3 separate regions of the Homo sapiens genome follow, and regions 2 and 3 are each linked to region 1. Evidence: chromatin contacts called from ENCODE Hi-C or POLR2A ChIA-PET data. All regions are on one chromosome and are shown on one strand. Each heading gives the region's core, a stretch centred on a gene start or an enhancer-like site at or near the end of the contact. The rest is flanking DNA. Distances are from core to core; before and after follow the strand shown. Region 1 has its middle 110 kb from the start of RASSF10. Region 2 has its middle 65 kb from the start of RASSF10. Region 3 has its middle 120 kb from the start of BMAL1.

Region 1 (2,966 bases), core at 297-2,796:
CATTAGCTTCCCCCGAAAACCAGCTATAGTGTCTGATATCCACCCCAGCCTGACACCAGCTTTGGGCTTTAAATCTCATTTTCCCAACAGAGCTGGTAGCAGCTGCCTTCATATTTACTGCATCTCCTCTCCAATGACACTCTCCTCCCAAAAACCACTCTCAGCTGAGAGTCACCATCCATGAGATAGGCCTGTTCAGCATGCTTTTTAACAGATCAGAGGCCAGGTTTTGCTTTGCTTTGTTAATTGCATATCAAGCTGTCACCTAGAGCTTAATGAAGGGTATGAACATACCCATAAATTATCCAGTTTTCAAAAGCAGTTTTGATATTCCTCTAGGGAGCCTCTTTATGCTCAAATGAGCATGCAGTATTTTGCAAAAGTAAGCATTCCAAGGGAGCTGTTAATTATTTGAACCTAGAGATTTTGAGTAACTGCAAACAGCAATTGATAGATCCCAGGAGTGGCTCAACATGGGTGATGAATTTACTATTGCTGGTTGGAGGACCCACTTGGGAACCATTTTATTTATTTTTTTATTTTTAATTTTATTTGTTTATTTATTTAGACGGAGTCTCACTCTTTCACCCAGATTGGAGTGCAGTGGCGCGATCTTGGCTCACTGCAACCTCTGCCTTCCGTGTTCAAGCAATTCTCCTGCCTCAGCCTCCCAAGTAGCTGGGATTACAGGGGCCTGCCACCACGCCTGGCTAGGGAACCATTTTAAAAAGCAAGAGTGACCCATTGGATTGTTCCACAGTTCATCAGTGACTTGCTGTGACAGTGATGGGGTGCAATGGGAAACATAGGAGCTTTTGTGTCCTGATGGGAGGCAGAGTCGCCCCTGAGCAATGCTGTTGTTATTGAGAAAATAGGGTGGTGGCAGGAGGGCAACACTGAGTCACAACCACTGAGGGAGTGAAACCTGTGATCAGATGTTTCTGGGGTGTGGGAGAAGGGGACATTTATTCTCAGATCTGCCTCCTCTTTCTACTTTCTCTACCTTTTGCAGGTTGTTCTGCTGATGGTTCTAACTGCAGGGTCAATCAAGCCTGTCCCAAATTCTGAGCCAATCTCAATAGGCAAAGTCAGGACTTTTCAGGCATTTATCTTTTTATCCTTTCATTTATCAGCATGCACATGGAGACAGGCATTGTTAAGACATAAAGGGTTAAGAGAAGACATAAGGCATGATCTCTCCATTTATAGCTCACAGCGTAGGGCAGGAAATAGACACATATATAACCCTAATCTTCAATTTATTCTTCCAAGTCCTGCCCTGCCCCAGAGTTGGTCTCTCCCTGATTCTGGTCTGCTCAACAGATTCTGCCCCATATGCTCTCCATCCCAGCCCTTTGCTGCCGGGAAGTGATATTGCCTTGTACCTAGGTTCCAAGTTATGGTCCACCTATGGAAGAACTCCCCGCCCCTCCACCCCTGGTCACCACAAACACACATTAGAGTCACTTTCTCAAAATGTTCTAAGTGCCTTTCTGGTGCTTGGAACAGACAGAGCTGGCAGTGCTACCTAAGTGGAGAGCTGTGATCCCAGATGGGACCTGTGTGGGCCCTGTCCTTGCTTCGTCCCTCAGGGTCACTCTCTGACCCACTACCCCATGCGTGGAGTCAACCAGATGCCCCCTTTCCAGGAAAGTGACCTGGCAATCTGATTGTTCCTGCTGGCTTGCACAACATTTCTTTTGTGTGAGATTGAGCTGCAACAACATTACCAACATGCTGATTCTGAGTGAATCTCACTCCTATACCACAAAGGGTGACTTCGTGGCTCTGGGCTGCTGCTGGCCCTCAGGCTTAAGTTGCATGTGTGCCTGTGCTTAGGCTCCTGCCCACCCATGTTCTGACCACAAAACCACCTCCAGACTATAGACGCAAGGGTGGTGCGTGGTGCAGGCTTTTCTTAGCAGTGCACCCTCCTTAGGCTTCACACCACATAAGTCGGCAGTCCTCCAGGAGTGGCTATGCCTATCTCCTCTGAGGGCTTTTGAGACTAACTGTTGCTGTGCAAGATGGATGAGCTGTCTGACCAATGATGTTCTCTCCTGCCTCCAACCAACGTGGTGACTTCTGTGCCCCTGGATTCCTCTCGAGGTTTGCTGGACCTTGGCAGACATTCCTATGGGATAGATCACTCTTCCTGCTCTGCCTGCCCACAGGTCCTCCTCACCAATCTTAGGAAAGACTCACTTGCTTTTATGTTTCCTCTTCAGTTCTGGTTCATGCAATTGGACCATAGGGTTCAGGGTGAGGAAGAGAGAGAGAGAGACAGAGAGAGACAGAGAGAGAGAGAGATTAAAATGATCTCAGGGAATTAAGTTTTCAGAGTGAGGGAATGGATTTGGTAAGAACACAGTTAAGGAATCAAATTTGTTTTCTTCAGAAAGAGAAGGCAAATGGGTGGTTTAATTCTTGCCCTCAAGGATAAGCAATAATTTTACGCAGGGGATATAGACAAATTATTCTTATGTCTTAAAAGACTAACAATCACAGAACAACGCTTCTACTCAGTGTGTGTCTTCACTCTCCTGATTATAAAAAGGAATCACTAACTTGCTTTATGCTGTTTCACGTTGAGGGAAAGTAATTGAGGTTTTTATGAAAAAAAAAAAAAAAATCCTTGGAGGATTCACATTTCAATCCCAGGCTACATTAGCTCAATTTCTGCAGACCATACTCTAGGCACACAAAATATTCCCACCATTCCCCCAAACGTACATGTTTCTTTATCCACAGCATCTTCTTTGCGTAAAATGGCCTTCTCCACCCTGCTCCCTTTCTATTCTGGCCAATTCCTGTTCACCTGAAACTGTCCTCACAGGATGAACAAGAACTGGACAGAATATAGTTACAATTAAGCATTAATCATGCTGCACTTTGACACACTTCCTTATAGCTGAAAGCCAGATAACACTAGATACTCACCATTTGCATTCCTATTGTTCCTAAAA
Region 2 (2,966 bases), core at 336-2,835, 45 kb after region 1:
CAAGGCTGCTGTGGGCCAGATGTGTGGCTTTTTCTCAGGAAGATTTCCTCTTCAATCAATGCCTCCTCCTTCCTCTCCTTCTGTGGCTCCATCACCATGGAGGCAGTTTCATGGGACACGTAGATTCCCATACCAGTTGTGCTGCTTATTCATTGTTATACCTGAAACATGTCGCTTGCCCTCTTTGAGTTTTCCCATCTGGAAATTTGTGCAAACAATAGATAGCACTTAGCCTGCTGCCAGCACTGGATCCTGAGGGTTCTGATGGAAGTGTGTGTTTATGTGTGGTAAGAGTAAAGGAACATGATAAAGCGCTGTGAACTGTGGACTGATCTACAAATAGGACTTATTACTCTGTTTCTTCTGCTTACTATCCCGGTCCTCCAACCCCCAAACCAACCTCTGCTCTTTCTTCTTTAACTCATCACCTGTGAACAAACCTTCCCCAAGACTTGTTTTATACTCTCTTCAATTCCTAATCTCTCCTTTGCAGACTCAACCATCACCCAGGGCAGACAACTCCCTAACCTCCATCTCCAGCTCCATGCTCTCTAGAGCTGCCCTCAAGGTGTGGCTGCTTGCGTGCCTCAATGGTGCTTTAGATATCACATGTCTGAGATGGGACAGATAGAAGGCCTCACTTTGCCCTCAAACCAGCTCTTTCTTCTAGAGGAGTGGAAAAGCCACCGGTTCTATGGATAGACAGACTTGGTTTCAAACCCCAGCAATGCTGTGGATTGCCTTGCAGCAATCTTCCTGAGTTTCAGTTTGCTCACCCACAAAATGGGAACAATAAAGCCTCACTGAGAAATAGTATGAGGACTCAGAGTGATGAAATACTAAATAACAGCACATGCAAGGCGAGGCCAAGAGGGCACATCTGGGGCTCTCTAGACCCACACTGTAGCTGCACACTGCAGAATCTCTATTCTGCAGCCACTTCTCAATCACCATAAGTGTGGGGTTGCAGGAAGACACTCCTTTTGGCAGGATGGCAGGCCTGACTCTAGCAAATTGTCAAAATAACATAGAGGTCAAGAGCACAGACTCAGGAGCCAAATCTTGGCTTAACCACTTACTAGCTGTGTTGCTTTAGGCAAGTGAGTTAACCTCTCTTGTGCCTTAGTTTTCTTGTCTGTAAGATGGGAATCATAACTAGTAACCTTCCCCACAGGATTGTATGAGGATTAAATCAGATAAAGTCATGTGGGCTGCTTACAACAGTGAAGCAGTACCATATAAGTGAAGACAGTACCATATAAGTATTTTGTTTAACAAGTGTTATGTTTGTTATTAGTGACATTGTTTATCAAAGGTTGCATGTTCATTTGTTACTTAAGAGGTTTTGAGGGCCTAGTGGCACCTAGAAAATGGGAGGCCTGAGCACCCCATTGTGCCCTGTGCCAAGCCTTACTTCACCTTCTGTTGCACCGTAATCATCTCTCTGAAGTGAGACCAGGAGGACGTCCATCCCCATCCATTTCCCTCCTATGCCACCTTGGAGCCCTGATGTGAGCCAATTGCTTTGGCCACAACATGCATCCAGGCCAGTGACATCACCAGGCGAGAAGAACATGCTGGTGCGGGCAGGGGGATGACGTGCAGGGAGGGATGGAAAGTCCCACCAGAGCCCTGCTTTTCCTGCCCTTTGATGTGCGCAGCAGCTCCAGATGACTCAGGCATGCGGCATCATGGGTCACTCTCGGCACTGTGGCCGGGAACGGGGTGGGTGAAGGGTTGGGGCCTGGTAAGAGAAAGAGAAGCTGGGCACCAAGGAAATGAGGATTGGATTGCAGAAGGGCTCATTCCCTGTGGACAAGGCTGGACTTGCCCCTAAGGGCAGGGAGGAGAAACCTGGACAGATTTCTATTTCAGAAAGATCTCTCTGGCTACTGTATGGAAAAATGGGGCTTAGTGCCAGACAGAATGGGAAGTGAGGAGAAAAGTCACAGAGATGTTGTGGAAAGAAGATAAAGAGACCTGGATGTAGAGGGTGGCAGTGGGGAAGGACCAGATGAGTCCAACTTTAAGGGTAGAATTGGCTGGATTTGGTCACCCATTAGGGGTCAGCAGTGAGGAGGAGTGGAGAGTCTAGTGTGGCACTGAGGCCTCCAGAACACTGGATGGGAAAGTGCTTTGTCAACTGTAACATGCTCTACACACATCACCGTGTTCACCTCAGAAAGACTCCCCAAGGAAAAGGGCAACATCGTATTAATAGTGTTCATCACCTTCATTGACAAACACAGATTGGGTCCATGCTAGGTGCCGCACTGGCAGATCCAGAGAGTAGGCAGATGAGGCCCTGCCTTTGAGGTGCTCACGCCTGAGCTGGGGAGGCAGGCCCTCTGGTTGAGGAAGTCTGTACCTCCTGCCTCAACCGGATTCATTCAAGAACCAGAAAAAAACGCCAGCTCCTCTCATGGGAGGGATCTCCAGGATAGGACAGCTCTAAATTCCACGTTCTCCCCCCTCACACCTGTCTCTAGAGCACTGGAGTGACACGTACGTTCAATTCTGTTACTGGCACATCAAGAAATTTATCAGCCAGTTGCTTCATCTGCAAAATGAGGATGATGATAGGAGGAGGGATATGTTAACATTTAAGTAACATATGTAGCTCCTACAGCAGGGTCTGGCACATAGTAAGTGTTCAATTAAATGAGGTGTCATGATTATCACTATTACTATTGTTAATTTACTCTCACACTCCCAGCTGGCTCTTTCCTTACCTTGTCTTTAATTCCCCCAACAATTCCCAGTCCTCCTTCTCCTTCTAAGACTCATCCAAGACATAGTTAAATCCTCCCCATATATGACAAAGAACTCAGTGCAGGTCTGTACAGACCATCTTGGGTTCACAGTGTTTGAAGTCGGCGTCCTTCTTTGAGTAGATTGCCATCAAGAAAGAAGTCAGAGCGAAAACATACAAATGGGATTGCATCAAACTGAAAAGCTTCTGCACA
Region 3 (2,966 bases), core at 265-2,764, 42 kb before region 1:
TTATTTTTTTGCAAAGGGAAAGAGCTTGGAGATAACTCTCATTCATTTGGTCTTGGTCCATGTCTCATTTGCATGTTCTGTATTTCAAGGAAAAGGAGGTGATAAGTTTCATGTTTAACTTAAAAAACAAACCAACGTTACCTTTTTTAAAGTAAAAATAACACATAAGAAGTGAGAAGTGTTTTATATTATTGTGAACACTTATCTAGACTCCTTTTTGTTTGCTTTTACCAAAAGATTATCAGATAAATTGAACACCTATTTCACTGGAAATAAAAATAAATAAAACCTTCAATGTAGTCTTAGTTTTGCTGCGGAAAAGATATTGAGTAATAAGTTTCTTTAAAATAGGTTAAAATGATATACTAGGTTAAAATACAGTATGTGGAATGAAATGAAAGTCGAAATTTAAGAAGAGCAAGCAACAATGTTAAATGTTTGTCAGCTAACATAGATTTGCATACATACAGTACTTCATAAGACTATGGTGGGAATTGAGGTGTAGAATATTTACATCCCACTGGATACATTTACAATAATCATATGTCAGTTTAATTTTAAAAATTAATATGGGCAATGTACCATAAATTACATGATTTGCAGCTGCTTAATGATGAAATATTATAGATGTCAACTTAAAAATGTGCAAATGCATATAGGTTTTCAAAATTCTTTTAGAAAGTATGACAGTAAAAGAAAAATGTGAAGACCACTTATACAAGGACAAGTCTACAGAGCTTCTTGACAGCTTCAACCCACTCCCCCTTCCACCTCACTGACCCTGGAAAGAAGAGTCTGGGTGGGATCAGGGAATGCAAATTAACTTTAACATTAGCCTGAGAAAAATGCCACTGGAAGCACCAGCCTGCTGCGAGGACCATTATTCTGATACATCCCACACTAACACAAAAGGAGAGACTCCAGGTCCTTGGCTGTATGATTCACGCCTACAGTCCCCTCTCTCAGGCTAATCCAGACTTGACAAAAAATGAAAAGTGTGGGCATGTCTTGTGCTGGTATGTCTCACACACGTCACTACACCATTTACACACGGCTGACTTTACTGCCATTTACAACTTTCAGGTACAAGCAGGAACATGCTAGTCTGTGTATTAATTGCTATTTGGATAAGTGTTCTGGGTTTATGAATAGCTGCATATGATGGAGAAAGTGAAAAATGGGTCAATGACATGCTTTTCTTCACCTTTCTTTTTTCTGGCTTTGGTTCTCAGCTCAAAGCTTCCCTACTTTACCTGCCCACATTGGCCACATCTGGCTCTTGTGAATTAAAAGCTTTTAAAACCCAGGAGGTTTCACTCACTAAGGCTTTTAGAGTGGTCTCCAGGCGATTGTGGCCTCAAATTGTCTGCCTGTCCATGATTTAGAAACCCCACTGAGATTCTGCCATCTTCAAGTCTTTGTTAGAGAGCCAAAGCCCTCCAGGCAGCTTCCCAAGACGTCGGCACCTTGGCAACGCCCTGGTTTGAACACGATTTTAATAGCAACTAATTCCCTAGGCTGTGGCATTGCCGCAAGTGGCTCATCATTTTACAGGCAAGTTTCAACAGTCGTGTAACCAGATGAGAATATTTTCCCAAACAATAGGGTTGTGACAGAAAACAACTAAGGCATGTCAGGGGGACAGCTGCAAGGTGGGTCACAAATGGAAAATGGGATGAATTATCTACTTTCTGGAGTGATTACTTATTTAAATCTGTAATAGTTTCTAAGGGAAGGGAGTTGTTTGCAACTATGGGCAGATTTTTTGGAATATTTGTAACATGCAAGAAGGAGTTTATATTCAAGGAAAATAGCTGCCAGTGGGTGTAGATTATTAGAAGAATTACTCTCCAGTTCCAACCCAAGTTTTGAATGGAAGAAAAAGTCGCTACCCAGAAGCTCTGGCTGGACACACTGGCCTGAAGCAGCAAATTCATCCCTTGGTTTTGATATGCTATCATGTCATCCTTCCCTCTGCACTGTCATCTGCCTGAAGGATCATTGAAAATCCTGATGCTGCCTTGGGGATTCTGATGATCCACTGGTTCAGGATTTTGCCCCATGAATCCTTGTCCTAATGTACCAAGGACTGTGTGCCCAAGGATGGGATGTTTAATTTCTGCAAAATCGATCTCTAAAATATATGGTACTACTCAAACACCTGTCATTTACCTTATAGCCCATTATAAACTAACTCCCAAGTTCATTTAAACCCACATAGACTCTAGTTGAAGGTTCAGCTCAGGTTACCTCTAAAGATATGAAAGCACAGATGACATGTACGAAGGGATGCTCACAAAAAGGCCACCCTTTATTGCATTCATTTCTCATGACAGTAATCACTACTTGAAAATGTGTTTGTGGCATGCTCTTTAAACACAGCAAAGTGAATTCTCATTTTAGGGCTACTAAGTGAATATTCTTATCCCCATTTCTCCAGGTGAAGATGATGATTAAATCAGAGTTGACAGAATTTTCCCCCAAGTGACTGGCTTCTACGAAGCAGAGCCTAGTTCGTCTGACTCTGAAGCCTGGGTCCTTTCCACCACATCCACTACATTTGCTGCCATTAACTCTTCTTTTCCTGAACTTGGGTAATAAGTCCACAGTCCTAACCATGTGCCTTGTGATTTTGTAGACTTTGGCAACATCATCTCTGAGCATTTCCAACAATAGAGTCCTGTTTGTCTTAGAATCGATGGGCAGGTAGGGACTCAGCTGCAACTTCTCTCAGTTGCCCTTCTCTGGAATTTCTCCAGCTCTGCCAATTTTTCCTTGAATTTTGATGGCCAGGCCTGCAACAAGTTCTCCAGGGGCTAATGCCCACCCCACTTCTGGTGCAAGGATAGGAGCCATCTCTTGCTTGTATTTTTTTTTTTTGCTTTTTTTTGCTTTTTTTTTTTTTTTTTTTTTTGAGATGGGAGTTTCCCTTTTGTTGCTCAGGCTGGAGTGCAATGGCCTGGTCT

The links. A loop is a pair of places that touch in the nucleus more often than their neighbours do. ChIA-PET counts read pairs that join two places held with the same protein, here RNA polymerase II (POLR2A). Pooled maps may share reads with other maps.
Region 2: a loop to region 1 is called in a map of mammary epithelial cell, with 2.8 times the contacts of the local background. The contact joins two enhancer-like sites. A Hi-C loop is called at or near these places in 2 of 168 maps with a recorded cell type or tissue (heart right ventricle and mammary epithelial cell), 1 of 37 single-sample maps with no recorded cell type and 1 of 50 pooled maps. POLR2A ChIA-PET finds 5 or more read pairs at or near these places in 1 of 52 experiments (endothelial cell of umbilical vein).
Region 3: POLR2A ChIA-PET joins it to region 1 with 13 read pairs in MCF 10A. The contact joins two enhancer-like sites. A Hi-C loop is called at or near these places in 1 of 168 maps with a recorded cell type or tissue (Caco-2) and 1 of 37 single-sample maps with no recorded cell type. POLR2A ChIA-PET finds 5 or more read pairs at or near these places in 5 of 52 experiments (AG04449, MCF 10A, PC-9 and 2 more).

What each region holds. Positions count from the first base shown.
Region 1 is chr11:13,117,456-13,120,421 of GRCh38, reverse strand. No RefSeq gene overlaps it. Among named protein-coding and RNA genes, the nearest start is that of RASSF10, 110 kb to the right of the region's middle. Within about 2 kb of position 1,546, at least 3 of the 41 ENCODE cell types and tissues checked have a DNase peak (open chromatin) inside an H3K27ac peak, as active enhancers do; they include mammary epithelial cell, where a contact is called at or near this core.
Region 2 is chr11:13,072,435-13,075,400 of GRCh38, reverse strand. No RefSeq gene overlaps it. Among named protein-coding and RNA genes, the nearest start is that of RASSF10, 65 kb to the right of the region's middle. RefSeq lists an enhancer at 1,055-2,254. Within about 2 kb of position 1,585, at least 2 of the 41 ENCODE cell types and tissues checked have a DNase peak (open chromatin) inside an H3K27ac peak, as active enhancers do; they include mammary epithelial cell, where a contact is called at or near this core.
Region 3 is chr11:13,159,004-13,161,969 of GRCh38, reverse strand. No RefSeq gene overlaps it. Among named protein-coding and RNA genes, the nearest start is that of BMAL1, 120 kb to the left of the region's middle. Within about 2 kb of position 1,514, at least 3 of the 41 ENCODE cell types and tissues checked have a DNase peak (open chromatin) inside an H3K27ac peak, as active enhancers do.